Linked DNA regions of Mus musculus: region 2 is linked to region 1. Evidence: chromatin loops called from intact Hi-C (ENCODE). Cell type or tissue: left cerebral cortex. All regions are shown on one strand. Links, peaks and the distances in the headings refer to the core of each region. The heading gives the core; the rest is flanking DNA. Region 1 holds the start of n-TVcac10 (a tRNA gene). Region 2 holds the start of n-TQctg4 (a tRNA gene).

Region 1 (16,644 bases), core at 5,198-13,197:
CTTGGGAGGCAGAGGAATGTGGATCTCTGAGTTCGAGGCCAGCCTGGTCTACAAAGTGAGTTCCAGGACAGCCAGGGCTATACAGAGAAACCCTGTCTCGAAAAAACAAACAAACAAACAAAAACAAAACAAAAAACAAACAAACCTAAGGAAGTAATTTAATTGAATATACCTTTGCCAAAACATCTAGCATCATGCTGGACCAAAAATGTTTATACGATGACCTAGACAGTCTAGCTGGCTATGATATTGTCTTTATGTTATCCCTCAATTGGAGGGAGTGCTGTTTCTATATGAATTCTCTATCTGAGACAGATGATAGTCAATAGACTCCCACACCTTTTGACACCCTGTGCAGAAACAGCCACACCAAATTTATTCCTTTATCTGTTGATTATTTGAGTTCATTTTCATTACTTTTTTTTTTGGAGTCAAGGTTTCTCTTTGTAACCCTGACTGTCCTAAAACTCACTCTATAGACCAGACTGGTCTTAAACGAAGAGATTCTCCTGTCTCTGCCTCCTGAGTGCTGGGATCAAAGGTGTGCACCACCCCTCTCCCCAAGCCTTTGGGTTTTCAACTCTAAGAGCAGTTATTAGACAATGACTTTTTATCTCTACCTGTATACTGCAGATTCTTTTTCTCCCATCAGTGGTGTACATACGGATTTCTGGTTTGATTTTATGAAATGAACATCTAGGGATGCTCTTTCTGCTGAGCAGTGGCTAGCAGTGTTCCTTTCTCTGTTAGGTGACACATGACAGCTAAAGGCAATCTATGGGTCTGTTTGGATTGGCAGTTGATTTGTTCTGAGGTATTTGTTAAGTTTTGATTTTGGTATTTCCTGGTATTTGACTCTGTTGTGTAGAAAGAAAAGTGATTCACATTTTATCTGATAAAAATTCTAGGGGCCCATTAGGTGTCATTCATATATATATATATAACACGAACACTCTCCAGTCACACTCTTCTCCCTTAAGAAGACTAGCTTCAATACAGCCCTCTACCTGAAGGTGATCTTAGAGGGGAGAGTGCCCCTGGCTTCCAATAGCTACTACACTAGTACAGTGAAGTTCCCAAGTGTTTGAATAACTTTACAATAGTTTAAAGTGGGCTGCAGGAAGGAGGGAAGAGAGACTCTGTCACTATATGGCAGTGAGTGAATATAAGGTCTGCCTCAGGCATTCCCCAGAGAATAAAATGAGAGCTTCTGGCAGCTATGGAAGGAGCAAAGAATTAACAAGCATTTGTTATTTAATTACAATTCGTTAATTTGTTAATTAATTACAATTTGAGCAAAGGTTTAGTTACTAGTACAATTAGTTCTCTCAAAGTACTTATTAATTTTAAGGGGTTTTGTTGGAGGAATATAAATTAGTTTCTGAGTGAAGATAGCTTACTTTTAAAAGTTTTTTCATGACCTGGCAGACCTATTGCTTCCAGGTTTTTCATAGCGGGGCAGAGGCACTGCTTAGAGGGGAGGTGTGTCAGAACAAGACTTTATTCCATGATGTGGAAGCAAAAAAGAGAGAAAAAGAATGAGGTTGAGATCCAGTGTTCCCATCAAGGGGTGGATCTCCAGTGGCCTCATCTCCATTTACCTCTCCCATAAACCAAAGCTAGAGACTAAGACCAAGACTGATTTTGGAGGTAGGGCTTCTCTATGTACCTCTGTCTGTCCTGGAACTCATATCACCATGCCTGCCTGAGACTAAGACTTTTTAACATGGAGCCTTTGAGAGACACTTAAGGTTTGAACTACCATGAGTAATCAAACCACTTTCTGATGATCACAGAATCAGTAGCCGCCTGGACCATGGACACAGCCACCTAGGCAGCAGTCTAATGTCTAAAATAGAAAGTAGTTTCTCTTTCTTGCTATGCTGAGAATAAAACCCAGAGCTTTGTACTTAACAAGTAGCCTGTGGTGGTTTGAATGGGTATGGCCCCCATAGTTTCACGTGTTTGAATGCTTGGCCCATAGGGAGAGGTCTCATTGGAGTAGGTGTGGCCTTGTTGGAGGAAGTGTGTCACTGTGGAGGTAGGCTTTGAGATCTTTGGTCAAGCTCTGCCCAGTGTGACACACAGTCTCCTTCTGCTGCCTGTGGATCAAGACGTAGAGCTCTCAGCTCCTTCTCCAGCACCATGTCTGCCTGCACACCAGCATGCTTCCTGCCATGATGATAATGGACTAAACCTCTGAAATTGTGAGCCAGCCTTAATTAAGTGCTTTCTTTTATCAGAGTCTCTGTGGTCAGGATGTCTCATCATGGCAATGGAAACCCTAAGGCATACCCTACCCACCATCTCACTCTGGAATCCAAGCAACCTCAAACTCATAGACTTACTGCCTTCACTTCAGAAGGCTGAGATTAGAGTGTGCACCTCGATGCTTAGCTTCTCTTCAGAACCTAATGTGGGCCAGTCCCCCTTCAACCGTGTACAATAAACGGGCTAAGTTTCCAGGCTTCTGGCATGTCTCCACCAGCACCCTGCCCATCTGATCCCAGCTCTTCTGTATGCCTGTCTGTCATTTCTTTGATCCCAAAGCTGTGCTGATTGCAGTAGTGGGCCAGGCTGACCTCAAACTCAAAGATCTGTATGCCTCTGCCTCCCGAGTGCTGGGAAGACCTGCACCACCACACTCAGCTCTATCCATAACTCTTCATTTCACCAGTTTTTAGTGTACTAGAATTTCTGCTCTGGTTCATAATTCTTTTTCATATTTATTTTTACTATTTATTTGTGAGTGTCTGTTAGGTGCACATGCCTGCAAGTTCCCACGGAGGACTGGTGCTGGGTCCTCTGGAGCTGTGGGTGTAAGTGCTGGGCACTGAACTAAACTCTGGTCCTCTGCAAGAGCAGCAAGCACTCTTAACAACTGTGCCACCTGTTTGGCCCCAGCTTATTCTGAAAGAACGTAATAGATCTCTCGCTCTTTTCCCCTAAATAACAAAACAGCTCAAGTATTAAGACACTCCACAGGTTATCTCATCAAGCAATAGTAAAATTGTCTAAGTGAAGTTGCCCTTTACTGGTTAACTGAATGCTAATTCTATTTAGATGGTTTATAAAATAAAATAAAATAAAATAAAATAAAATAAAATAAAATAAAATAAAATAAAAAAAGCAAGAGTGCTCTGTCGGCAGGTACCCATGCATGCCAGAAGAGGGCATCAGATCCATTTGTCAGGAGCATGTCTTTGCTGGTTCTCTGAGCAGATGTTCTATAACCGCTTTGCCATCCCACCAGCATTTGTTTAGTAGTTAACTGTGCAAACGAAAGGACTTAATTGGATCAACTAGTTAATCAAAAGCTCCTTGGGCACGGACGTGGTCTCCCATGCCTTTAATCCCAGAACTAGGCGGGCAGAGGGAAGAGAATCTTTTGAGTTAGAGAGAGCAGCCTGGTCTACAGAGGCAGTTCCAGGACAGCCAGGGCTACCTAGAGAAACCTTGACTTCAAAAACAAAACAAACAAATAAACAAAAGCCTGGTGTGGAGGCGCACACCTTTAATTGCACCACTGGAGAAGCAGAGGCAGGAGAATCAAGGCCAGAGTTCAAGGCCAGACTGGTCTATATAATGAACTCCAGCATGGGGGGCGGGGGGGGGGGGGATGTTGAGAGACCCTGGGGGAGGGGGAGGGGGAGGGGGAGAGGGAGGCGCTCCAGAGAGGGCTTATTGGGTGCCCAGGTCCAGGAACCCAGACTTGGGTAACCCCACATACCAATGTCCCTACCCAGTGTCAGTATCGTGATGTTTCTGTAGAAGAAAACCCAGAAAATAACAGGTAAATACATCAAGAGCCTTTTAAAGTACAGCGGCGGAGACCCGCGGCAGGCAGGCAGGTTGGAGCGGCGCAGGGAGACCCCTGCGGTAGGGCTGGCTCCTGTGCTGCCCGACTCCTGTGCTCCGACTTGGAGAAGACGGGCGTCCGTTCGTCCATACCCAAAAGAGTCGGCCACAAGGATGTTGGCACCTGGGGGTGGGCCACGAGCGGCCAGTTAGGGGTAAGAGACGGTGCAAGGTGACTTGTCCCTGGTCCTTCACCGCTCCAGCACTGCGCAAGTGAGAAAGTCCAACAGGCCCCGGGATCGGGCGGCGAAAGGAAGGGGCGTGATGTCACTCCTGGGTGGCTGACGGGGCGGGGTGTATGCAGATGAGGGTCGCGCAGGGGCTGCGGCGTCCGCAGCGGCCGGGGAAACGCGAGAGATTTCTCGCGCGGCGTAGGAGAGAACGCGGGTCGCCAGATATCAGCGGAGCGCCGAGACGGCATGTGCGACGAGGGAGACCCGAGATAGGGCGGGGCTAAGTGACCGTGTGTTAAGAGTGCAGGGGCGGCGGGTGTGAGCCGGGGCCGGGCGCTAGGAGAGCATACTTACCTGGCAGGGGAGATACCATGATCACGAAGGTGGTTTTCCCAGGGCGAGGCTCACCCATTGCACTTTGGGGTGTGCTGACCCCTGCGATTTCCCCAAATGCGGGAAACTCGACTGCATAATTTGTGGTAGTGGGGGAGCTGCGTTCGCGCGCTCCCCTGGTATTTGGTAGTCTAAAAGTAAGGTACTTAATTCTCCTTTTGCATACATATACTATGTCCCTTGTGTTTTGAGAACTCTGGGGCTTGGCTTGCAACTTGAGTAATTTTGTTTATACTTATTTCAACTTAAAAGAAACACGCAATCCTAGATACTTCCTCCTCTCAGCTCTTGATATACATAAGTATACTGTAGCTGAGTCAGATCTCATTAAGAACTTGCTGAGATTTGAACTCAGGAGCTTGCCGTCAGTGTTCTTAACCGCCGAGCCACCTTACCTGCATGCATCCTTCTTTTCAAGCAAGCTTTTGTTAACAAAATGCCTCACCTGCCGACCAGGCTATATCAGATCTTAGAGGAGGGACTAGAAAAGGGGAATGACGGAGTCTGCGACTCAGTCTGAGGAAGGAGTTTCTCCCATGTTTTTCTTATAACAGGCAAGATGGCGGTCGCACACTTGTTTTTTGTTTTTTGGAAACAGGGTTTCTCTGTGTAGCCTTGGCTATCCCGAAACTCTGTAGACCTTCTGTCCTCAAACTCACAGAGGGTTTGCTAACTTTAGGCTGTGACTATCTGGAGGTGAGGGGGAAGAACGCTATGATGGGCATTTTCTGCACCCACTATAACATGTGCACTCGATTCCCTGAGGAGGGAAGGCCGAACGTCAGGACTTCACTCATTCAGAGTTTCCTCTGATCCCACAACTCGCTCTGTGTTTTCTCTAAGTTAACAGGGTGAGCTGTATATCACATGTACTCTTGGCAACTTCTTCCATTTTTAGTAAGTATTATGTGCGGCAAAGAGGAAGATGATCTCTCAGAGACTGGTGGGAATGGAGGTGGACACACACATTTATTGAGTGCTATATTTCCATCAAACTTAAAGCAAATTTTCATATCACAACTTCGAGTAATTTAATTCTGTAGCTGACATTTTACTAATGATAACAGAATATAAACAGCTTAAGTAAATTGCCAGCTACTGTGTAGTTTGTTAGTGCAGAATCAAGATTTAGGTCCAGAACTGTATCCCTGACCCCTCCCATATCCCCCCACTGGCCTTGTAGCCCAAGGATGGATTGATCTCCTGATATCCTGATTCAGAAGAACACCACCACATCCAGCTTTAAGATTGGCATTTATTTCTATCTCTAGGAAAGGGCTTAGCGAGTAAAATCCATTAAATTAGTTTTCGTTTTTTCAACAAATACATATAAATACATGTGGAATGTTTTATGTGGCAGACATGTGTAGTCATTTATAGGTAAATAAGGCGATCCTTTTCAAGCAAAGATACTCAACACTATGTAAACATCTCACTTAAGAGCATTTGTCTCCGGGTGTGGTGGCGCACGCCTTTAATCCCAGCACTCGGGAGGCAGAGGCAGGTGGATTTCTGAGTCCGAGGCCAGCCTGGTCCTCAAAGTGAGTTCCAGGACAGCCAGGGATATACAGAGAAACCCTGTCTCGAAAAAACAAAAAAGAGCATTTGAAATTGGTATGTGTTATTCATTACCTGAAAACTAAGACTAAATAATAAACCCAAATAATGATATCCAGGATAATGGCTAAGTGCACCAAAGCTCAGAATCGATCTCACAGGCACACCAACCAGACACACGCCCTTAACAAAGAACATTACTATGTCTAGAGTGTCCACAAGTGGCAGAGGTTGTTACTTTGTCAGGGACACATCTCACAACTGACCTCTAAGGTCACAACACAGAAGAGACACTAACAATGCAGGGAGAGACCTGGGTGAGGAGGAGGGGAGACCTTGGAGACCTCAGAAACCCTTAAAGGAGTCTGAAGGATGAAGGATCTTAGACAACCTGGATAGGTGCAGCAAGGTTTGACTCCGAGAGCCTGACTGATCTCCAAGCCTTATGCACGATGCACCTGCACTCTTCCAGTCCTGGCCACTCATTTTTCTTGCGGTCCTGTGAAAAATCCAAGAAGACACCTCTGTTTTCCTCCAATCCTTTTCTTTCAATTGTCTATCAACTTTTGTCTACACAATGCCCCCTTTCGTGAACTCTTTAATTTTGAGCAAAGGCTGGAAGAGGCACTGGAGATCTGTTTAACACCAGACTCTAGATTTACCCTGGAGGTCGCTGAATTGTCCTATTGTTACCTGTTTCCTTTGATCTTGTGGGTCTGTTGTCTAGAACCAGGCAGAGGTTGGATGGGGTACCATTTGAGCGGCTCCTGTCTGAGGCAGAACTGCAGACTGCCGCCATTCCAGCCTGCAGGGCCTCTTGCCAAGTCTCTATGGAATCTGCAGGGTGGCCGAGGCAAGTAGGCGCACCTGACTCTGTGGTCTTTGGGCGCCCATTGCCCTTCCTGCTTCTGTACCAGAATGGACATCTGCCCCCTTTGTCTTGTCTTTCTTGTACTCCCCAAAAGATCTAGATGCGACTGATGGTCTAGATGGGTGTGGGAAGATAGACTGTGAAAGATGGGAGAGAAAAGTCAACATTTCACCATTTAAAGCTACCAGGAAGTCTCTGGCTACGGAGGATGACAGGTGGGGTCTCTCCCAAGGAAAACAGGATTGGAGAATGTCGCGTCCGCTCTCGACCAGCAAGAACGACATGACCACCAGTCCTTCTAACAGTAGTTTATTCAGTCCTGATTCTTCTTGTTTATATCTCCCCCGAACCCTGGGCCTCTCACTCCTTTTATACTCTCTCTCATCCACGCACAGCAGGCCACGCCGCCTCACCAGGCACGCAGCTTCAGCTAATCAGGGCAGCAGGGGCATATCTCCATCAAACTGGATTCACCGGTATCCTGGTGCACCTGCACAGCTCTCAAGATGTTTGTGGCTTATATGAGGAAGTCAGGTGCAAGTCATACGACTTAGCTACAGTCCCTGGCGCCTTTGGGACTGCCGCCACACCCGCTCCTAACAGGAGAAAATGAACAGACTGATTGAGATCGTTCAGACTCAGCTTATCTCCACCCTTCCGGCAATTTGCTGTAAGATGAATTGTACTGGGTCAAGAATCGCACTTCATAACTAGTTGAACAGGGAAATCACAACAGCAGCAACAACCACAACCACAACAACAAGATGCTTCCAAAAGTGTAAAGAATAGGGGGAGCTGGAGAGATGGTTAAGAGCACTGACTGCTCCTGAGGTCCTGAGTTCAATTCCCAGCAACCACATGCTGGCTCACAACCATCTGTAATAAGATCTGTTGCCCTCTTTCTGGTGTGTCTGAAGACAGCTACAGTGTACTAAAATAAATAAGTAAAATTTTTTTTAAAAAATGTAAAGAATAAACTAAAGCTGTGTGGTTCGAAAAAGTACCTCAAGACCAAAGAAGTTCCCAATTCTGAGTTAGCGATGCCCAGAGTCTCCAGTGATTTATACTTGACCTGTCCATTGGGGGGGGGGGGGGGGGGAGGTAGGCCGCAAACGAATGCAATCCACGGGCTTGGCTTGGGTTGATATTTGGTTAAAAACAAAAACAAGCAAACAAACAAAAAACAAAGATCTTAACTTGTAAGGTGATTAAGTACTGGACTTTGAGTTGCACAACAGCCGGGACCCGAGGGGCCCCTCTGGGTCCTGGGTCGGAGACACTGAAGGCTAAATCAGGGCCTGTGAGGGCAAGCCACTCGAAGTCTGGGGAGGAAGCAGCAACACAGGAAACGTAGAGCGCAGGGGCAGAGGAAGAGCCCTACACTTCTGAGTAGAATACACATATCGTTCAAGGGATAAGAATAGTGACGGTTGCTGGCACCAGGAAAGAAAGAGAAAGAAAGGAAAAGGGAAAAAAAAAAGCCACGCTGCGGCCCTCCGCTTCCCAGAAGCAGGATTTACGTGCCCAGAATCTGGGACATACCCAAATGCCCGGGGTCCTTAGCTTCCAAGAGCACTCGGGGCCCCTCGGAGGACAACACCTATGCGCAGTTCATGAACTTGAACCCTGGTTAGGAGCAGGATTCTGACCCAGGGACCTGTGCGTCCTCATGGGCGCAAACTTCTAAGACAGGGCCACTCAGACGCGGCTGTCTGCTTGTCTGAGGGATCACTGGCGTGCTGTTTAAAATTTAAAATACCTTTAGAATTCATAATAGAACTTGGTAGTGATAGCAGGTACACGAGTCTCATGCAATCTCTCAGAGAAAGCCTCCCAGGTGGTTTCCGTAGTGTAGTGGTTATCACGTTCGCCTCACACGCGAAAGGTCCCCGGTTCGAAACCGGGCGGAAACAAGCAGTCTTTTCTTATCCAGTGGAGGGAAGATACTAGATATTTGGTGCTCCAAGTACAAGAGTGAAAGGCCTGATCCCCAAAGTCTTTGGAGCTTTTGGAAACTTAGAAGGGGTCATGAGGGATCCACCCTCACGATTAGAGTCCAGCACAGTGTCCTTAGACGGAGAAAATCCTAGAGAGAGGTCCCTCCCACTCTGGGAGGTCTGCTTTGTTGGAAATAGGAACCACAGCTGGTATAAAAGAAGCCACTCCAACTGTTTAAAGCGTAAGCACGATAGCCTGAGCTGATTAAAATCCTCTGCTTTGGCACTAGGGAAAGTTCGCTTCTCTAGTGGATTTTAGTACTGGTGAGAGGACTAAGAGTGAGCTTAGAAAGAAGGGTGCCCTGTTAGTGCATAGTCAGCAGCCGGAGTGTGCAGATGAAACGGCGCAGAGCTTTGGGTGCCGAGTGTCAACTAAAAGATGGTCTGCTTGACTAGACGTTACAGCGTCGTGTGAATGTCTCGAGCAGTGTGTCGTCATATGAAAGTCGCTTCAGTCTCTTACACAGAGCAACTGAGAATTAGAATGGCGTTTGAGTAGGAGGGAAGGTCGTAATCTTCAGCCGATGTGAAGATAGACGAGGCTTTTACTGCATCCACAACAACGTTCCTATTTACCTGGCAGGGGAGATACCACATTGTGCGAATGAGTTTAGTCCCAAGTGTGTCTATTCAAAGGATGACCTCTGTAGACTGGCCCATGACCCAGTGCACCAAACTGAGGCACTCACCGACTGTGGGGGTCTCCTCTCTGCGGGCTCTGGCTGCTGGGACCAGAAGGAAAGTCACATTCTAGTCTGAATGCAATTGGTCATTCTTTTAAGTCCAGCACTTGGGAAAGCTGAGTCTGAGTTTGAAGTCAACCTAAAAAAGGCAGCTATGCTGGGCACATTAGCTTTCTCCCATGGTCTCTTTCACTTTCTCTTAGACTTCGCACTTCAAGGCTGATTCCATTTAATGATATTCCTTTCTTCTTTTCTGTCACCCTCAACCCCTTCCTTTTGACACGCAAGGGGAGCAAAGCGTCCGCAGTCCTCAAGCGCTCGCCCTTCTCACTGCTCTCTATTCAAAAGCCGGAACAAGAGAGCTGGTGCGGTTAATGTTGCTATTTTCTGCTTTATGGAGACGCACACAGAAAATCCAATGTTTCTCCTGACCAGCACCCGTGGCATGGGACCTCCCTCGTACTCCAGCCCTACTTGGCTGCGGCCGGTAGGGTAGCGAGAGCTAGGAAAAGGCGAGAGAGTTAAGAGAGAGTCGCGGAAGTAAGGGAGGAAAGAAAAGGTCAGTCAGAAAAGAAACATGTGTTCGGAGGGGAAGAAAAACAGGAAGACGGCAGAGAAAAACGAGGCTGCTTAGCTGAACAGCAAAGCCATCTACTGTTTACTGCCCAATTTTGTGCCCACTTTTGGGCCCACTGGAACTAACTCGTGCGTCTTTTGGTTTCCGATTTCCTTCTAATTCACTCACCCGGTCGGAGAGCAAGCTTTACCTCCGGCCGCGGCGATCCTGGTGAGAGAAGCGCAGCGGATGCAAGGGGACAAACCAGGAGCCAAGCGAAGATGTTAAAAAAAAAAAAAAAAAAAAAGGAAGGAAACCTTACCAAATAATAGTTTTGGTCCCATCGGCCATATCCTTACAACTTTGAGAGTCTGAATTTTGTTTTGCCTTATTATGTAGAATTTGGTTAATTTTTTTAAAAAAAAGGAGACAAGACCAGGGAGCAGAATGAAACAAGCAAACACCCCTCATGAAACACACGTCCCCGGGTGGGCTCGAACCACCAACCTTTCGGTTAACAGCCGAACGCGCTGACCGATTGCGCCACGGAGACACATAAGGTGCAAACCTCCCAACGTTCCTATTTACCTGGCAGGGGAGACACCACACTGCGAATGAGTTTAGTCCCAAGTGTCTATTCAGAGGATGACCTCTGTAGACTGGCCCATGACCCAGTGCACCAAACTGAGGCACTCACCGACTGTGGGGGTCTCCTCTCTGCGGGCTCTGGCTGCTGGGACCAGAAGGAAAGTCACATTCTAGTCCGAATGCAATGGGTCATTCTTTTAAGTCCAGCCTTGTTTCTTACAAAGATGGGGAGGCTCTTCTCCTATGTGTCTCTGTGGTGCAATCGGTCAGCGCGTTTGGCTGTTAACTGGAAGGTTGGTGGTTTGAGCCCACCCGGGGACGTGTGTTTGCTTGTTTTATTCCACTCCCAGATCTTGTCTCCCTTTTTTTTTTTTTTTTAAATTAACCAAATTCTACATAATAAGGCAAAACGAAATTCAGACTCTCAAAGTTGTAAGGATATGGCCGATGGGACCAAAACTATTATTTGGTAAGGTTTCCTTCCTTTTTTTTTTCTTTAACAACTAATATCTGTCCCTTTCCCAAATACTTCTGACTTTTGATCACGTGTTTCATTATTACAAACAATAACATCCATTTCTGTGCACACATCTGTGGTCGCTTGTGCAATGGCTTCTGTAGAGTCCTGGAGAGCAAGTTTTCAACGCTAGTGTTTAGGTTGAAAAATCTTGTCTCTTGTTGGCTTATTAGCTGTAATTCTTTCCCTGGTCTTATTGAGTCGTTAACTTCTGGTTTAGTCAGTTTTAACTTATCATAGTCTATCTTCAAGTGCTGTCCTTCATGTCCTTGCATTACACATTTTTTTCCCCTTAAAGATGCGGAATAATTCATCTTTACTACTTTTGTTTAAAGTCTGATTTTTTTTTTTTTAAGAAGATGGAAATAACAGGAACAGTGACGCTGTGCTTGCCGTCTTATCTACATTGGTATTTACAATGCTCCTAGATCTTAGTGTCCATAAGGATTCCCTCGGGCTGGCAGCTGCTTTCACAGGTTATTGTAGTGTGCAGGGACAGAGAGCTGGCTCTTCCTCCTTGACTCTTGACACTCCTCCTTCCCCTCCCTACCCGCATCCCCACCCCCACCCCCTGGGTCCTTTAAAGGTACACCACGGATCTCTGTATTTTGTGTATGCGCCATTACTTATTCCTCCAATTACTGTTGAAGTTTAATTCTCTGTGCGTAGGTGTGGTTTTTCCTTAGGTTGGTGGGCTAATCTCATTACAACTGGAAATTTTTCAGTCACTGTTCCTTAAAAAAAAATTTTTTTTTCTTTTCCTTCAGTCCATTCAGGATCCTCAATTGCTGGTTGGGCTTCTTACAGTCGCTCTACCGCTTACTGACGCTTTCTTTCATCGATCTTTTTTCTTCTGGTTTTCTGAGGCAGGGTTTCTCTGTGGCCCTTCTTTGTGACCCTAGCTGTGTTGAAACTCTCTTTGTACACCAGGCTGGCCTCGAACTCAGAGACCCACCAGCCTGCAAGCACTGGGGTCAAAGGCGTATGCCCTCATGCCTGGGCAAACATTTTTTATTATTTTACTTTGTAATGGCTTCCTGTAGCTTTGCAATCCTAACCTTTCCTCACTTAATTAATTAATTTCCTCACTCTGTTAATTCCATCTGGTAAATTTATTATCTTGGATGTTATTTTAGGCTCTGAAGGTTAATTCTGGCCATTCCAATATCTATATGCTCTATGTCTTTGGACCTGTAAAACAATTAAATTACAGCTTCAGGTTTTTCTCAACTCATTCTAACTTATTAGTTCTGGCCCAGGATTTATTTATTCTCCTCACTATGGGCCATGTTTCTTGCTTTTGTGCATGCCTAGTATCTTAGGTTGGGTTTTATTGCTGTGAAGAGACACCATGATCACAGCAATTCTTATAAAGGGCAACATGTAATTGGGGCTGGCTTACAGTTTCAGAGGTTCAGTCCATTATCATCATAGTGGGGAGCATGGCAGCATGCAGCCAGACATGGTGCTGGAGAAGTGGCTGAGAGTTCTACATCTTGACTAAATACAGCAGGAGATTGTGTCACACTGGGAGTAGCTTGAGCACAGAAGACCTCAAAGCCTGCCCCCACAGTAACATAGTCCTCTAACAAGGAAGGCCACACCTCCTAACAGTGCCACTCCCTAAGAGCCAAGCTTATTCAAACCACCACATGCCCTGAGCCTTCTCTCCAGCTCCTGCTCTCAGTCTCCTCACAGGCATGCCCAGATTAGTGTTCTGATGAACAGGGAGGGGAAGAACCGCTACCTTCCCTCTTCCCAGTTCTCTTTGAAATATATCACAAGCCTATGAATTCTAGCTATCCCTAAGCTAAAATAGACGTGTGTGAATGATAAATTCACAAGCAGATTTGGGGATGGGGGGGGGTGTCACAAGGGAAGGGGGGTGGACACAGGAAGACTGGGAAGTAAGGGTGATAGTGACTGGGGTGCATGATGTGAAATTTCTCCCAGGCAGACTGGGAGTTTGCCTCAAATGTAAGCAGGTACCATCGGGGTTCCCATTGCCATTTCCAGTCTTTCAGGATTTGCCTTGATGCCTAAGCATTAAGAGCATACGATGTCTTTAAAGTCCCTAGAAAGTACTCCTTTATAGATGAGTAGGCAGGGCCGTATATTTAAAAATTGCCAAAGAAGGCCCCTCGTTGACCCAATGGAGGCTTGGGCTGACTAACTCAGCTACCACTCAGCCCACGTCCAGGGCATTGAGTGAGTCCACCCCAACATCTGCTCCATCTGTGAGCTGCTGGAGCACATGATGAAGCTGGTCCTGCAGAACCAGAGCCACGGGATCTCCATGACTTTGGACAACAGCAGGATAACCAAGAGGAGTCTTAATGAGGGTCCAGTACTGATTGTGTGGCAGAAGGCATAGGCCTCGAACCAGACCATGACTCACTGCATGAGAAGCTATTAAAATAAACAGGTATGGTGTGTGACACCCTGCAGCTTCCGTTGCCACTGTGACAAAAGAATATGTAATGGAGAGCTGGAAAAAGATGGAGGAGTGGAGCAGTGTCTGGGGGTAGAACTAGAGATGCGACGGCTGTGATGGGCGGGAGAGAAGGTTGCTGAGGTGATGGAGGAACAGTCATCAGCTGTAGGGCTGTTGAGGTGGTGTGCAGCCTGGAGCGTGTGCACACTCGGCCTCAGAACTTGGAGCAAGCTGCCCAACCGCACGACTGCCCTGGTTCTGAACAGCGACAGGATGTTCAAGATGAAGAATGGTCCATTTACTAGATTGGACTTCCTCGAAAGAAAGACCTCTGTGGTCCATACTTCTTCCAGAGACCATGCTGGCCCTTGACCCTTGCTTGACAGCCATGTTGATATCCGCAGGCAATACTGCCATCGGAAACCAAGCGGGTGTTCATAGTCCATGCTGTTGCCCGAAACCAGGATTTGTGCACCCGCTGACTGTAAAGGGCAAGAAAGCTACTTTGGAAGTAGTATCGATGTCTGCAGACTCGCAGTTCAAAAAGAGGACTGCAGAAGGCTTCAGTGACAACCCCTACCTTCACCACAAACCCCACCCCCACCCCACCACTGAAAAAGATAAGAGCCTAGAAAGGAAGCCATCAGAGAACTCTTAAAAACTGTAACAAGGATGTTGAAGTGTGGCTTTCCACTTTGATGGCTTCTGGCGGGGTGCAGTTGGAGAAGTGTTCATCTTCCCTTGGGCAGCTGGCCACTGGGAGTCTGTCTGTGCCCCAGTGAGTATATGGACAACACAAAATGGACTTGGTTTGGTTTTTCCTTTTTTTTCTTTTCTTCCCCTTTCTTCTCTTTCTTTGTGGGGGCGATGTCACAAGGGAAGGGGAGTGGACTTGGGAGCACTGGGAAGTGATCGTGATCAGGATGCATGATGTGAAATTCCTAAATAATTAATAAAAATATTACGCTGGAAAATATTGCCAAAGAGGCTATTTTTAAAAAATTAGAGTATAAAAACTTGCAAGAGAATGCACCCCAACTGTCACTAGGGAACACAATGGCCTATTGCTGTTTCTTGGTTTTAGGTTAAAAAAAAATTTTTTTTTAAATATTTCCAGAGGATAACTTGAGGACAATTTTGTTGGAGTTTAAGAGGGAAAGCATCGGGGCCGTACTGTCATTTGCCTTTAATCCCAGCATGTCAGGGGGAAATGTGCTTACTACTAGATTAGTTGAGACATGTGTTTCTAACACATAAAGACAAACTGTTGGCAGGCAGCCTTAGAGAATGTTCCAGGAGAGGGTACAACCTGCAGATAACCGCAGCTGTCACACAGTGAGTACCATGCTTTGTGGCTCTCTACCCTTTCGGTGTCTCAGGGATCGCCTTCAGCCACAGCTTACAATGCTCCTTAAGGTTAAACAATCTACAAGCAAAAGCTGATGAGGGGGAGTTTGAATCTAAAGCTCCAGTCTGCGCATGACAGGGGATTTGTAACCGAGAGCAATGGAGCCAGAATAGCAGCGCCAGGAGGCTGTGGTGACCTGACTTCGCAAAAACTGGTCTGAGAATACACGAATTCCAGGGTTCGAACAGAGTATCCGAGAAAGTAGGAGCTCAGTTCCAAATGGGCGTCAAGACACTTGCAATCTAGAAAGTCATCTGCCTGCTTCCATCTCTAAAAGGAGAGCCGGAGGGCCTTACCAAAAACCGATCGTCTACCCTCCACCCCTAACTCAGCCTTCCTCCAGGGCTGCTCTCGCCCAGCCCCAGGTGAGTCACCACGAAAGAAGTCACCTCTTCCTGGAGCACTACATCAAAGCTGTCTTCTGTTCTCTAAAAGCGATCTAGTAAACAGTTCAAGGACAGTGTGAATTAGGTATTTCTGCCAAATCTGAAGACTGTCTTTGCAGAATACAAAACAAAACACGTTGATCATGGAAGTCTGATGGTGGTGGTTGAAGAGGTGACCAGAGTGACAAAGTCCATCAGCACCAAGGATGGTTGTCCATTCTGCTAGGACAACATACTTTCATATTTAAAAAGTAGAAACAGCCAAAGGAACCCTTGTGAAATTTGAGATATTAGAAAATGTCTGTGTCTATAAAAATAAATCATATAAGCAAAAACAGTAAGGGTGACTGTTTTTCTAGTATGTCAGATTCGTTTCATAAATGTGATTTCTGGATACTTATATTTTTGTTCGGGACCACACTAAGATACAATCTTTTCTGGAAAAGGTCCCACGGATAGGATAGACACCCTGATGTACTTCTGGATATCTAATAATCCCAGCCAAAGTGACGACTAAAATCAACTCTCACAGCAGCTTAAAAAGAAATTGCACAGAAAAGACGTCAAGGTAGCCCTAGGAAATTCTAGGCTGTGGGAATACAGGTGTTCTTTATGTGTTTGCCAAATGTATTTGTTTTTAAAAGTTGTGGGTTTTTTTTTTTATTTTGTTTGTTTGTTTGTTTGTTTTTGTTTTGTTTTGGTAGCCCGTGGGTGAAAGCACAGGGTATGGAGTGTATGTGGGACACGAGAGAAGAGCGCTTGTTGAGAACACAGATCTAGAAACAAATGTTTGTAATAAAATGTTGGGGGAGCAGTTGTTGGAATAAATACTACTGGGAAGGCAGGTGGATCACGGAGGGGATTTGGGACAGTTTTAAACTTGTCCTTGGGGTTGATGAAATGGCTTGGCGGCTCAGAGCACAGATTGCTTTAAATCCAGGTTCAAATCCAGTAGCCATTTGGTGGCTCACATCGATCCATAATGAGAAACAAAGAACCGGAGCAAGAGGGGGTAAAAAGAAAAAAAAAAAGAAAGAAAGAAAGAAAGAAAAGCTTGTCTGTTTGTTTTTTTTTTTTTTTTTAATCGGAGTTTTAAAAACGATTTCCATTTCTTTACATAGATTTTTACAATTTTTAACTTCTGTCCCGATGCTTTTGAGTCTGTTTTCTGGAGCCAAGCTGCCTGCATTCCTTCGGTTCTAATTCTTTTCAAATTTCATCCT
Region 2 (13,867 bases), core at 1,708-9,707, 66 kb after region 1:
TTACTAGATCGCTTTTAGAGAACAGAAGACATCTTTGATGTAGTGCTCCAGGAAGAGGTGACTTCTTTCGTGGTGACTCACCTGGGGCTGGGAGGGAGCAGCCCTGGAGGAAGTTCTCGAAAAACCAAAAAAAAAAAAAAAAAAAGTCCAAAGTATTCCTTGTTCTACGACAAACACTAGCCTTAGCTGGGTGGGATCTTGCCCTGAGATCACCCCTCCCTAAACCTCTCATTTCCTTCCTTATTATCTTTCTGACAAAGCTGGCTCATTAGGACAGATTCCTGTGTTCTTTCAGGTCCGCGAAGCTCCTCATACAATTCACATTGCACCCTCATATTTTGCATAGTTGAGAAATCTTGAAAAGAACAGTTCTGACATTGATTTACATATTCTTGAACTTATGTTTTCAGAGTTCTTTCTCACAGCGTTCAGTACTGTCCTGAGGGTTGATGGCTTTTGCTGAGGAACACCAGACATATTCTCACTTCCTGGAAGAGTTGCTGTTTCTGATTATCATGGAGTCATTCACCTCAGCAGGGAGAGCATTCCCCAAATGAGAAACAGGAAGTAAATATATATACATTATTAGACAAGCAAGCCTTAACAAGTTGATAATATTTTCCTAGTAAGCCAAACCATTCGCACTCAAGAATTACTCCCTGCTAGCTCTGCTTCAGGGTCAGGAACTGTGTCACACCATCATTGCTGGACTTGGCACTCAATTCTCTTAGCCTTTGCTCCATCACTGCCTGTGGAGGTGTGTCTTTGGGTCCATCTCTTCTGTTCCTGTCACATTTAACAAAGCATGCTGACATGACAAAGACCCGTGTTAAGGTTTGACACACGCCCCGCTCCTAGAATAGTTGTAGCCATTTTGTTCCAGGCTTGTCCGCTAGTTCATATTGTTGCTGTAACATGCCTGCCAGTTACTGGGATAGAGAAATTACTTGGCTCAAGGACACACTGATCACAACCCCTGTTTTGTTCTGTATGTTCTGAATGTTCTGTATGAGGTTTGCTAATCTTAAGAAATTCCACATACATTAAAAAAAAAAAAAAAAAAAAAAAAGGCTGGGCATGGTGGCGCACGCCTTCAACCTCAGCACTCAGGAGGCAGAGGCAGACGGATTTCTGAGTTTGAGGCCAGCCTGGTCTACAGAGTGAGTTCCAGGACAGCCAGGGCTACACAGAGAAACCCTGTCTTGAAAAACAAAACAACAACAACAACAAAACAGTTATGATTATAATACACGTGCTCTGCTATCTCAATGTTTTGAAATTCCTCTGTTCACCACCAGCCTTACCTTACTCAGGGCCAATCAGCTCAAAGGTTGGCTGATAATACTCTGTCTAGTAAGCCAGCTGCTCCTCTCCTTGCCCTTTAAACTTTGAATCTGCTTTCTCCTATTAAAAAAAAAAAAAGAAAAAAGAAAAAAGAAAAAAAAAAGCCCACCCTGGGGGCAGACTAGTATTGCAAATAAGCTTCTGGGTCCTTTTTGCAATCCTGGAAGTCCAGTATTGAGGTGTGTGTTCAATAAACGATTCTTGCTTAGCTGAGATAGGTGTTCGTATGGTTTTGAGTGGCGATTCCGGAACAACACACACACTGCTTTAGCGGTGGCTGGCACTTGGCACACTGCCTGGGCTCACTGAGTGGGAACTTTCCTATTCCAGGCACAACACCTCAGAGACAAGGCATTCTAAAACTGATTGTATTTACGTTACATCCTTTAACATTACATCCTCAGTACTTATCCATGCTGCAGACCCTGTGACAGAAGAGGACACTTGTCTTCTCTGTGCAGCAGCCATTCCTGGGCTGGGGCATCCCAGAACTGGAATCCCCAGCAGGTGTGCTCTTCGGGGATCTTCAGGGAACCGGCTACAGCCTTCACTCCTTCATCTCCTCTTTACAAGGGAAACACTGGTTGCAATCCTGGCTTCAAAGCTGCCCAGTTAACAGCTTCATGGTGGAAGACATTTCCATGTGGAGGAGAGGGAAAATGTCCTTCCACTACCTACCCATGGGTCTTGGCTAAGGCCCTTGTATCAAATGACAGTGACAATGGTAAAGCTCATGTGCTGGCTTAATGCAAGTTCATTATTATCACAGAACTCCCAAGTCAGTGAGGAAACAGCTGAACCAGAGGCTTCAGACATGGGCTCTGTGGAGAAGAAATATGACAGGGCCAGAGGTCTGTGGTGCGGTGCACTTCTCACACTCAGAGAAACTCAGCCAGGGCTGCTGCTCCCCTTTCTGTATCCCTGTCTCCAGAGGGAAGGATGCTCTTCCCTTCCAGATCTTGCTGAGGACCCCTGCTGTGAATTTCTACTCACCCCACATAGAAAATCATCTCAGGTAGGGAACAGAGAACAAACCAAATCAGGGAAACCACCAAGGCCATAGGCCAGCCAGTAAATTTTCCTGGGGTTACTTACAAAAGCAGAAACAACTCAAAGACAGCTGCATCAATCACCAAAGCCGTTCATAGTATAGACAGCAGTTCACAAACGCTAGAAGCCTGGAGTGCACTACAGGTTGACAAGCGTGCTTCCCAGGCAGCTCAGGTGGTCCAAGAGCATCTCTCTGCAGTCTCCACTGTGTGTGTGTGAGAGAGCATCTCTCTGCAGTCTCCACTGTGTGTGTGAGAGAGAGCATCTCTCTGCAGTCTCCACTGTGTGTGTGTGAGACAGCATCTCTCTGCAGTCTCCACTGTGTGTGTGAGAGAGAGCATCTCTCTGCAGTCTCCACTGTGTGTGTGTGAGAGCATCTCTCTGCAGTCTCCACTGTGTGTGTGAGAGAGAGCATCTCTCTGCAGTCTCCACTCTGTGTGTGTGAGAGAGCATCTCTCTGCAGTCTCCACTCTGTGTGTGTGAGAGAGCATCTCTCTGCAGTCTTCACTCTGTGTGTGTGTGTGTGTGTGTGTGTGTGTGTGTGTGTGCGCACACGCGCGCTCTCGCGAGCATGCGTGCTTGTGGAGGGAGGGCCCTAGAGAATCTGGCCAGTTTCAGGGACTTCCTGAAGCTACTGAGTTGTTTACTCCTTGAGCTTCCTTGCAGGATACAGTGTTTCACTTCATCTCCCTTTTAAAAAGCATCCTGTGTCTGCACTTCCCCTTAGAACAGCTGTTGTTTACTTCCTCTTTAAATCTGCCTCTTAGAGTACCTCCACTATGGAAGGTTTTACTCTCCTAGGAACTGCTACCCAACAGCACCTCTCCCTTGAGGGTCTTGGCACCTGCTTCTGGGGAGGAAGGTCAGGGAGGAGTGAGTGTCTTTCCAGCTTCTGTGTAACATGATTAATGTACCAAGGTGCTGTGTTTGGGGCCAGTGTGTCCCAAACCCATCACACCTAAGATGCAAACCCCAGAATCTAAAACAGTGATACAAGTGTTTGCCAAGGTGGATCTCTACAAAGGAATGTGAGTTTGTATACACTATATATTTTCTTCTCTCAAGTTTGTCTGAAATGCCAAATCTTTTAAGTTCAGACTCCATTTTAGAGAACCTGACCTAAGTTTGAGTTCAGGTAAACTAACAGGCTGGTACCTAGCATTCGTTTCCAAATTGCCGCCCAACAAAAACTGAGTCGAGCTCCAGTCTCTAGGGTAATCCCCTACAAGACCAGCCTTTCCAGATGATACCCTCAACAAGACCAGTGTCTCCAGGTTATTCCCCCAACAACCCTGCACCCCATGTTACAAGCCCACCCCTAAACAACCACCAATGCAGAGGGAAGCAGAAGTTTATGAGATGACTCCCTGCACCAGCCCATTGTGTTAAAGGCCACAGTAGCTTTCCAATTAGATGCTTGCACATGTACTCCCTGCTTGCTGATTACTATAAAGCCTTGCCCCGATAGACACCCCCACACACACACAAAAAATCCTGTGTGCAGTGGGGAGGGGTAGCTAGCTTGAATAGAATAAAGACCCTGCTGTGTTGGGCTGGCGAGATGGCTCAGAGCATCAGGTCCTGAGTTCAAATCCCAGCAACCACATGGTATTGACACCCTCTTCTGGTGCATCTGAAGACAGCTACAGTGTACTTATGTATAATAATAAATAAATGTTTGGGCCTGAGAGAGCCAAGTTGACTGGAGCAAGCAGAGGTCCTAAAAATTCAATTCCTAACAACTACATGAAGGCTCACAACCATTTGTTCAGCTACAGTGTACCCATATACATAAAATAAATAAATAAATCTTAAAAAAAAAACAACCCTGCTGTGAATTGTATCAGATTGGCTCCTGTCTGTTTTTTGGGGATCACTAACATGATCCCTGGGCACAACATTTCCATTGTTTATTATGAAAACTGCAGTCCTTTGAACATTTCGATGTGTCCCCTAAGAAATTCCATTATCCATGGATGTGGTCAGCTTGGTGTTTGGTATATTTCTTATCTCCAATAACTTGCTTTTCCTTGGTTCTCTCATTCTCCACACAAGGCTCTGAGAATGGCCTGCAGAGGGAACTTGGAGCTTGTGGGTTCCCTCTTCTAGGACATGCCAGGGAAGCATCAAGGAGTCTACTCCTCAGAGACCTCTGACCTAAACCAAAGCCATTGCGGCAGGATGAAGACGTGCTCTAGCCGCGAGGCTTCCAAGCCGCAGGCAGGCTTCTGTATGGGCGTTCCAGAGGATGCTTGGCCACAGCTCTCCCAGCATTACCTGAAAACAATCAGCAAACCAAGATCCAGGACAACATCAGACCAACTGCAGAAAGGCATCTGCGGCATCTGCTCCAGCGAGCACAGCTGGAGACCCACTACCCAGGTACTTAGACCCAGTACCCAGGCACTAACCGGCGAATGATCAGCTGTGCCAGAACCAAGGGATTCTGTTAACAGGGGGGGGGATTGGAGGGGGTGTCCGATAGGTGGCCTATGATGAGGAGCAGCAGGCCGTGTCGCTCTAGTGTGCTGTGTGGACATCTCCCTCTCTGGTCTCTGCTCCCTGCTTTTAAAAAGAAAAAAAAAAAAAAAAGGTGCAGTTCCAAAGGGTACACATCACACTGAGTGTGAAGTAATTCTCTAATAATTCTCTACTAGCTTAGGACCTGGAATGGTTTCTTCACATTTAAATGAAAGAAAACTAGCCTGACACCAAAGGTCCCACCGAGATTTGAACTCGGATCGCTGGATTCAGAGTCCAGAGTGCTAACCATTACACCATGGAACCCATGTCCCTTTACTCGGCTTAACATTTCCTCATCCGTTTATGGAAGTTTTTACCACCCAAATTTTCTTACTGGCTTATTACATTTTATCTTCACCTTGAAGTCCACACAACTCAGAGTCAAGAAAGAGTTGTTTTGCCTCCATCATCTGCCTCAGATACCACTCCTTCCTGTCCTCATGTTAAATTTCTCCAGTAAATGGTTTTAGTGGTCTTGTCTTGCCCTTCGCCTTTCCCTCACCACCCAGGAATACAAAGAGCAGCAACAATGGCCCACCACCACTTCCTGTAATATATAAAAGCGGGTCAACATTGGAGAGGGAGTTGGGATATGAGGGAACCTTCATATTTTTCTTCATATATATACATTTGTATACCTTCGGTGGGTTTTGTGTTTCTTACAACAAATGTATGTTTTAAAAAACAAAATTAAATGCAAGCAATGAATTTAAAGGTTTACATAAGACATTCAAGCCAATGTTAATCCTGAAAATGTGAAGAGAAAGACCAGCGACCCAAATGGCCAAACTAATTAAAGCAAGCAATTAATTAAAGCAAACTTTTTTTATTCCTATACATGGGCTTCCTCCTAAGGTGTACTTCAAGAGGTGTGCTTCCTCACTGAACATGAGGAAGGCAGGGTTTTTATAGTTCAAGGGTAGTGGGGTTCCAAATGGAGAATTTGGCAGGAAAAAAAAAGTTACAGAAGTGGAACTCAACAAGGTAGCCATAACAACAGGTGATCAAAACAAACTTGTGAAACAAAGGCACGGTTGCAGCATGGTTATTCCTTTTTGAAACGAAGGTACAGTTGCTGTTTCCTGGAACAGGCAGTCCAGAACCATGAGTGGTTACAGTTACTGGTGAGGCATCGCCCAGTCCTTGAGAAGCAGAGATTTAATCATAAACAGGAATAAGCCTAGCCTTGCTTTTAACTATAAGATGACTTTAAGCCCAAGATGGAGGCAGGCTGGTTCTTCAGAAGACTATACTTGTATGTGTTAAAACACACCATATGTCAGGCTAGAAAGGCATCTTATTTTTTGACTTATTTTAAATAGTCACCTAGCAATAACCACTTTAAAAAAATTGATTTGGAGTCTCTCATCTCAGCACTCAGGAGGAAGACACGCAGATGTCTGTGAGTTCCATGTCAGGCAGAGCTACACGATCAGCTCAAAATAGAATAAATTTAAATAGTAGAGTATTCACTCATATCTTGAAAAAATTTTTTTCAATAACACTACAAACATTCACTGGCAGATGTCATGCAGGCGGAACTGCAGTGGGCAAGTGAGCTTCCCGGAGATGGTCCACCTCTCAGAGGGGGTGAGGGGGTGAGGGGTGGGGGTGGGGTTCATCTCTGGATTGCTTCTTGGTGCTGCTGTCTTTTCATGTTTGTCATTGCTCCACTCCTCCTGTAGCTAGTGTTGTGTGAATGGCTGTGGAGAGACCCTCACTGCCTGTAGTCTGCTGTGACTGCTTCATGAGAGACAGTCCACTCCTTTGGGCAACTTTCCTACAGATTGCTACAAAGAGCAACTTTCATGAAATAGCAGTGTTTAGATGAACGAATGATTTTACAAAATGCCCGAATTGATTTAAATTGTTTTAGGAAGTTAGGGTAGTTGATCAGGAAGATTAAGGAGATGGTTTAGGGGTTTTGCCAGGGAGATATAATAAAGTTAGAATTAAGAGTAGAATGTGCCCCCTCCCTTGTAGAATAGAGAGGGCTGCATAGGTGAGAAAAAGAACACAGCAAACGTTCATGCATTGCAAGCACGGAATTGAACTTGGGAAAGAAAAATGGGCATGAGACAGGTTAGTGATCAAGGAAAACATTCACTCTAGGAAATCATTCACTCTGAGTTCCCTGATCTTGTCTAAGGATGTGTTCACAGGTGTCATGAAAAGGTAGGGTATGAAGGAAAAGTAAATGACCCTATTATAGGTATAAGAATAAATACAATAATCGATACTAGATGATTAGCCAGTTTAGCTAAATAAGGTTTGAACGAGTGAGACATATAATAAATGATTTATTTCTTGGTAAATACAAACTAGCTAGCACATGGAAAACCTAGCTACTATGGACTTGGCTTGCTTGAACTTTGTTGATCAATGACAAAAGAATTATTGGTTTGGGTTAGGATGATTTGTGGAAAGAAAGATGGGATGTTAAGTGTGGGTTTCAAAAAAATAACATTTAATCAATAGTCATGTTGTAATTTTCTTTTGTGTAATAATTTTAATCTTTTGAAGAACATGTGGTAGTTGGTTTTGGGGAATATATAACTTGTGGCTCTCTTTCGTAGAGAATTTTTTTCCTTAGGTGGTATAAAGAGTCTTAAAAAAAAATATAACGTTGTTGGATTCTTTCTTCATCAAACAACTCTGTGTGTGATTTCTTCTTTTTTCGCCAGCCCCAGAGAATTAAGTTTTGCTCCCTTAGAGAAAAAAACTGCTGAGTAAGCTGCAGACTCCTCGAATCCTCTTCAGAGCCAGACCTGTCGAAAATGGCCATCGGCAATAACCGTGTAAACTGCTTCGAAAGACCAAAAACCTGCACACTCGCGGGTCTCCGCTAGTCTCAGCTCCCAAAAGGGTGGCTCCCACCTTGTCCTCCTCTCCCTTTTCCCCATTGTCTTCCCTTTCCAATGAACGCCTTTCCTACACTCATCTCCCAGGTCCAAACCGGGACCGCTCAGTGGCTCCAGCACACACCTGGGGTGACCAGTCCCTCGTCGGTACCTGCTTAGGGTCTGCGAAGGACCGTACCCTAAAGCGTAATAGGTTCCTTATCGTAGTCCTTCTGGGCGTCCAGGCCGCGCCCTCGCCAGAGTGGTGCCCCTGGTGGCCACCGATCCCCAAGTGACAGCGGGATCTCAGCATCGGAAGGCGCCAGCAGCACGCGCGCGGTTCATTACGGTCACGCGAGCCCGGGAACCCGGCGCAGGACCTGCGGTCTGGTGACGCCAGTTCAACTTCCAACGGCTGCCCTCAGTAAGCGCCGTGACCAACCTCCAGGACTGAACGCTGCTCCCGGTGAGCCCTCGTTCACCATCCAGCCAACCTACAGATTTCTACATCGTCTCTGTGGCGCAATCGGTTAGCGCGTTCGGCTGTTAACCGAAAGGTTGGTGGTTCGAGCCCACCCAGGGACGAGCATTTTAATCTCCCCTTGCTATTCCTTGCTATTCTAAAACACTTCAATGATACTAAAACCATTCCAATACACTTTACCCTTCCCTCAAGGTCAAGGTGAACAGGGAATAACTTCCCTCATCTACCTGAAGTCCAAGCAAGCCTACAGTAGTATCCTTTCTTCAGATTCACTTACACAAGTGAAGCCTTACTGTTTAGTTTTTCAGACAAGGCCTAAAATAACCCAGGCTGGTCAGGAATTTGAGGTGAGAAACATCACACCTGGCAGTAGAGACCTAGTCTGAATGAGTTGTTCCCCCCGAATCTCCAGATACACATTATGGTGCTTTTCTTTGGCTTAGACACTTGTAAGATGAAAGTTGAGGAGTCTAGACTCAAAGGGAAGTCCACCTTATCTGCTGCCACTGCTTTGCACTGGTCCCATCCCACACACATTAATCTACTGGGGTTGATCTTTGGACCCAGTAGGATAGCAAGAGTGGAGAACTTTGTGGTTTGTTTGTTTGTGATTTGGGTTTTTGTTTGTTTGTAACTTGTTTATTGTTTGTTGTTTTTAGAGACAGTTGCTCACTGTGTAGCCTCGGCTGGACTGGGATTCGCAGAGATCAAGAGCTGCTGTCTCTTGAGTGCTAAAATTAAAGGCATGTACCACCATACCCAGCCATGCCTAATTCTGCATTTCTTTTCATGTGTGTGTGTGTATTTGTGTGCCTCTATGTGTGTGTGTGTGTGTGTGTGTGTGTGTGTGTGTAATTTATAAGGTGTTCTGCTTTGTTTGATATAGCTCTGGCTATCTTGGAACTCACTATGGAGACAGTCTAATCTCTAACTGTCACTGGAGATCCTGCCTCCTGTCCAGAAGGCTGGGACTAAAGGCATGGGACACCACACCTGGCTAGGATTTTATTTTTGTGTATGTGCAGTGCTGACAGAGGCCAGAAGAGGGTGTCAACTCTCCCTGAACTGGAGTTACAGACAACTGTGAACTGCCTGGAGTGGTTGTTAGTAAGGAACATTCGTAAGAGCAGGAAGTGTTCTGAACTGCTGATCCCTTTGACCAACACTTACTCTGAATATATTTCTTCTCCTCCTCCTTCTCCTTCCTCTTCTTCCTTTTCTTCCTGCTTCTCCTTCTGTCCTGGAACTCCCTCTGTAGACCAGGCCTCAAACTCACAGAGATCCACCTACCTCAGTTTCCTAAGTGCTAGGATTAAAGACACGCTCCACCACTGCCTTACTACTCAGAATTTCTTAAGACGTCGAGGTTCCTTCCCCCCTCCTCCACATGCCCTCCCTTGAAGCAAGCATCTCCTTGTTGCCTCCTGCAGATGTTTATTTTGATAGTGGTGAGATGGGTGTACCACTGTCACACAATGGCGTTTATATCATGTTCTAACCAAGCCCATTCTGCAAATGAATCTTCCCGGGGTGGGGGTGGGGTGGGGGGGTGGTGCCCAGTTCGCTCCTGTATTCCCAGCTGTAGCCGTGTTCCTTTCTTCTTTACTTGTTTTGAAACAAACTTTCTCTTAGCTGTCTCAGATGTTTAAACTCGGGGATGGGGGTGGGGGGGACTCACAGTGCACAGGCACACAGACCTATGGTGAGTATTTCGAATGGACACTTAAGGCACCTCCGAGCCCTCCGATAGCTAATTGTGTTCTGTGATGGCCTGATCACTCAGATCAAAGAGCACTGTTTAAGGAGGTTAGAACAGACTTTATGCTTATGTCTTGATTCTGTGAGCCCCGCTTATTTGCCTGCCAGCCCCCACATTTGGAAACTCCCTACCCCTAACCTCCAAGAAACGTATCTTCCCCATGTCCAGGGCTGGAATCCTGTCTTACAGGGAGGGAGACACAGCCAGTGTACATGAATTTTAAAAAAGCTTGCTCCAATTTGGCCATTTGAGTCGGTGATTTTTCTCCTCTCAGAGATCCTTTGTGGGATTAACACTGGGCAAAACATCAAGGCATGATTGATATTATTCATAGCCAGTGGGGTGGGGGGAAGAAAAACAAGCCAGCATGGTGGGAATCCCTGTGGGCCCAAGACTACAGCTATTTAGGACTGGCCGCCGACCTGGACAGGATCTGGGCCAAGGGTCTCAGGGCTGGAAGCGCCCATCCTTGGAAAAGCTCCAGGACGCCGGTGTACGCAGTTCCCACCGTGTCCCCCAGGGTGGCGGAGCCCAGATGGCCGCGGCCGCCAGAGGTCCGCGATCATAGGTGGCCTCAGTGACTCTGGGTTCGGACGTCCGGGTTCCTCGGATCCTGCGGCGGTGGAAGCGGGAAAAGCAGCAGGGAAGGGGCTGCGCTTGGGTGTGGCCCCTTCGTTCGCGGCAAAACTACTCGCTGTTGTTCGAGGAGGAGCAAGGCAGGTTCCTTCTGGGCGGGTTTCTCCAATGCCTGTTCAGGGACCATCTGGGCCATAGTCTCCTAGACGAGGAGATTATCCGGCCTCTGGCGCACTCTTCCACTGAGGAGCACTTTGCTGCTATAGAAGAACCTCGACACACAATGGCACCTGGTGCGTTCCCAGGCAGCCAGCTTTGCACTGGATACGACACAAGACTTTCCCGAAGAATCCACCAGGGTTTTTCCGTATAAACCAAGCGCTTTAGGCTGGAACTTGTCCGCAATCCCACCATAACCAAGCGCTTTAGGCTGGAACTTGTCCGCAATCCCACCAGTTACAGTTGCTCAAAAACAAATTTCTGCCCACGCCTTGAATCACAAAATTGTTAAAAAACAAAAACAAAAAAACAATTGAAGATGTACTCCTTTCACTATAGGGGGTGTGGGGAGTGGAGGGAGGCGGAGTTCGGTGAGTTGGAGGCTAGCCTGGTTCCAGACAGGACTACATAGTGAGACAGGTCTCAAAAACAGAGCATAACAATTTTCTGAAAGAGACAAAGAAAGGAAGATGGAAGAGGCTGGAAGAGAGGAGACTGGAACGGGGACCTGAAGGTTAAGGAGCACGGTGGTAAGTCGCCTTTAAGAATAAGTAAGTGAGCCGGGCGTGGTGGCGCATGCCTTTAATCCCAGCACTGGGGAGGCAGAGGCAGGCGGATTTCTGAGTTCGAGGCCAGCCTGGTCTACAAAGTGTGTTCCAGGACAGCCAGGGCTACACAGAGAAACCCTGTCTCGAAAAACCAAAAAAAAAAAAAAAAAAAAAAAAAGAATAAGTAAGTGGGGTTAAGAGCGCCGACCGCTCTTCCGAAGGTCCCGAGTTGAGTTCAAATCCCAGCAACCACATGGTGGCTCACAACCATCAGTAACGAAATCTGATGCCCTCTTCTGGAGCGTCCGAAGACAGCTACAGTGTACTTACTTACATATATATAATAAATAAATCTTAAAAAAAAAGTAAGTGGCCTCCACCTCCAGCAACGTTTTCTCGTTGGGAGCTACTTGGCTTCCCTCTGTGAGTGGGATGGAGAGCAACATCCAGGAGCACATTCCTCAGCGCTAGATCCAGAGACCCAAAACTTCTACTCTGCCCAAATCGCTTCAGGCAGAGAGATGTCCAAAAACCAAGAGATCAGAGAAACCAACATAGTGAGAAAAACTATCCCAGTCTGTACCTGAAGCTCGTAGGATGAGTGTCTTTTGTAGTGATGGAGGTGGGAAGGAAGGAAAGGAGCGCCTCCCCAGGTTAGGAGGACTCCGCTCACCCTATGCTGGGTCAAACCGACAGTTTCCCCACCGGAGGCTAGGAGGAAGAGATGTGCCATCCAGGCGCGCATGGTGGGAAGGCTGGCGTGGAATGGATTCCAGATGCGCTTTCCTGTCTGTTGCTTTCTGAGGCAAAACATTACCGGGACAGAAAATGGAAGAGACCGTGGTGGTCTTGAATAGGAGGCGTGAGTTCAATGCCTGGTCTGGTCGTCTAAGAAAACTAATATGCTTTATACTCTTAGGAGTTTACTTTAAGTGCCCAATGAATGGGTTGGAATGAATCCCTGGTGGTCTAGTGGCTAGGTTTCCGCGCTTTCACCGTCGCGCCAGCGGTTCGATTCCCGGTCAGGGGATCTCCTCCCTCCACTCCCATACAGAAGGGTCACAACACGGGTGGAGACAGCCGTGGGACCTCTAGGAGCGGTGTCTTGGGCTGAGCCAGCTCTCCTTTCTGCTGTTCTCACCTCGGGGAATCTATGCTTCACCTTAAGGTAGTGAGGAGTTGGGACAAAGAGACTTGGGGAAGGGAAGAAAGGGAAGACTTGCTAAAAAAGAAAAGGAAAACAGAAAAAAATGGAATACCATTTCTATACCATTTCTGGGCTCAATAGTTAATTTTCTTTCTTTCTTTCTTTCTTTCTTTCTTTCTTTCTTTCTTTCTTTCTTTCTTTCTTTCTTTCTTTTTCGAGACAGGGTTTCTCTGTATAGCCCTGGCTGTCCTGGAACTCACTTTGTAGACCAAGCTGGCTTTGAACTCAGAAATCCCCCTGCCTCTGCCTCCTGAGTGCTGGGATTAAAGGCGTGCACCACCATGCCCAGTGTTAATATTATTCTTAATATTTTCCATTAACTCCTAATTTGGTGTTTCCCCAACTTTCCTGCTAAACCTCCTTCCGTTTTATGGATTTGCCCCATCATTGAAGACTAATCCCACACATAAGATCCATTACTTGGGCTGCAGTCGCTCCTTTTCTTTGTCCTTTCTTCTAAGACCAGGGCAAGGCTTTATCCTCCTCTGAACCCGATGCCCACGGTGGAGGTCATTTGGGTTTTCCTGGACAGCTCAGGCCCGGCTTGTCCAGCAAGGCTATCTTAGACAGCGTTCTTAGAAAGGGTTTACTGGCCTTACATGTCCCCATAGTAGTAGTCTATCACTGATAGAAATCAGGATAGGAACTCAAGCAGGGCAAGAGACCTGAAGGCAGGACCTGACACAGAGGCCACGAAGGGCTGCTGCTTACTGGCTTGTTCGCCTGGACTTGCTCTGCTTGCTTTCTTACAGAACCCAGGACCAGCAGCCCAGGTGTGGCCCCACCATCAAGTGGAGCTCTCCACCATCAAGTGCTAGTTAAGAAAATGCCCTACCGGCATGCCTACCGCCCAATCTTATGGAGGAGATATTTTCTTTTTTCCTTCCTTCCTTTTTTTTTTTTTTTTTCACATGAAAGGACGATACTTATTTAAACAGAGCTCAAATGGGGTAACTATGATATCATCAGAGTGCATCCAGAGGAAAAAAGGGAGAAAGAACCAAATGTGACTCAGTCAATGGCACTCCCATACCTTTACTGTTTGATCTACACTGCCAGTAACCACATAGGGTGCCGTCTTATGGAAATCCAAGGAGGTAACAAAGGGTTCATGCGCACTGAAGATCTTCATGCATCGCTTGTTATTGTAATCCCATACAGAGCACAACCCAAACTTCCTCCGAGAATGGAACAGAACTCCACGTACCCAGTTATCATGGCCCGCAAGAGTCATAAGGCACATGCCAGTACTGACATCCCACATCTTAATAGTTTTGTCTCTGGAACAAAGAAGGGTCCAGGCTTGCCACCTCTTTT

What was found. Hi-C counts contacts between places; a loop is a spot of excess contacts. Peaks named below come from ENCODE experiments on the same cell type or tissue, not always from the same donor. Only the 100,000 strongest peaks of a DNase experiment are listed, where the experiment ranks them.
Region 2: it touches region 1 in a loop (2.2-fold over the local background); 16 of 42 quality-filtered maps call a loop at or near these places.

The regions. Positions count from the first base shown.
Region 1 is chr3:96,324,048-96,340,691 of GRCm38, forward strand. n-TVcac10 (a tRNA gene) reads left to right here and starts at 8,693; the gene lies at 8,693-8,765. n-TNgtt5 (a tRNA gene) reads right to left here and starts at 10,641; the gene lies at 10,568-10,641. It overlaps Gm24830 (a small nuclear RNA gene), which reads left to right and starts at 4,378; the gene lies at 4,378-4,543. In left cerebral cortex, for the core only: no CTCF peak of the experiment used is centred there; DNase peaks (open chromatin) are centred at 8,775, 9,979 and 10,043.
Region 2 is chr3:96,393,950-96,407,816 of GRCm38, forward strand. n-TQctg4 (a tRNA gene) reads right to left here and starts at 5,181; the gene lies at 5,110-5,181. Gm26654 (a long non-coding RNA gene) reads left to right here and starts at 5,923. Exons shown (of 3, transcript XR_867473.2): 1 at 5,923-5,983; 2 at 7,602-8,588; 3 at 8,901-9,003. It overlaps n-TNgtt10 (a tRNA gene), which reads left to right and starts at 8,269; the gene lies at 8,269-8,342. It also overlaps the pseudogene Pafah1b1-ps1. In left cerebral cortex, for the core only: CTCF peaks have their summits at 8,028 and 9,288 (motif pointing right); DNase peaks (open chromatin) are centred at 5,159, 6,156 and 8,240.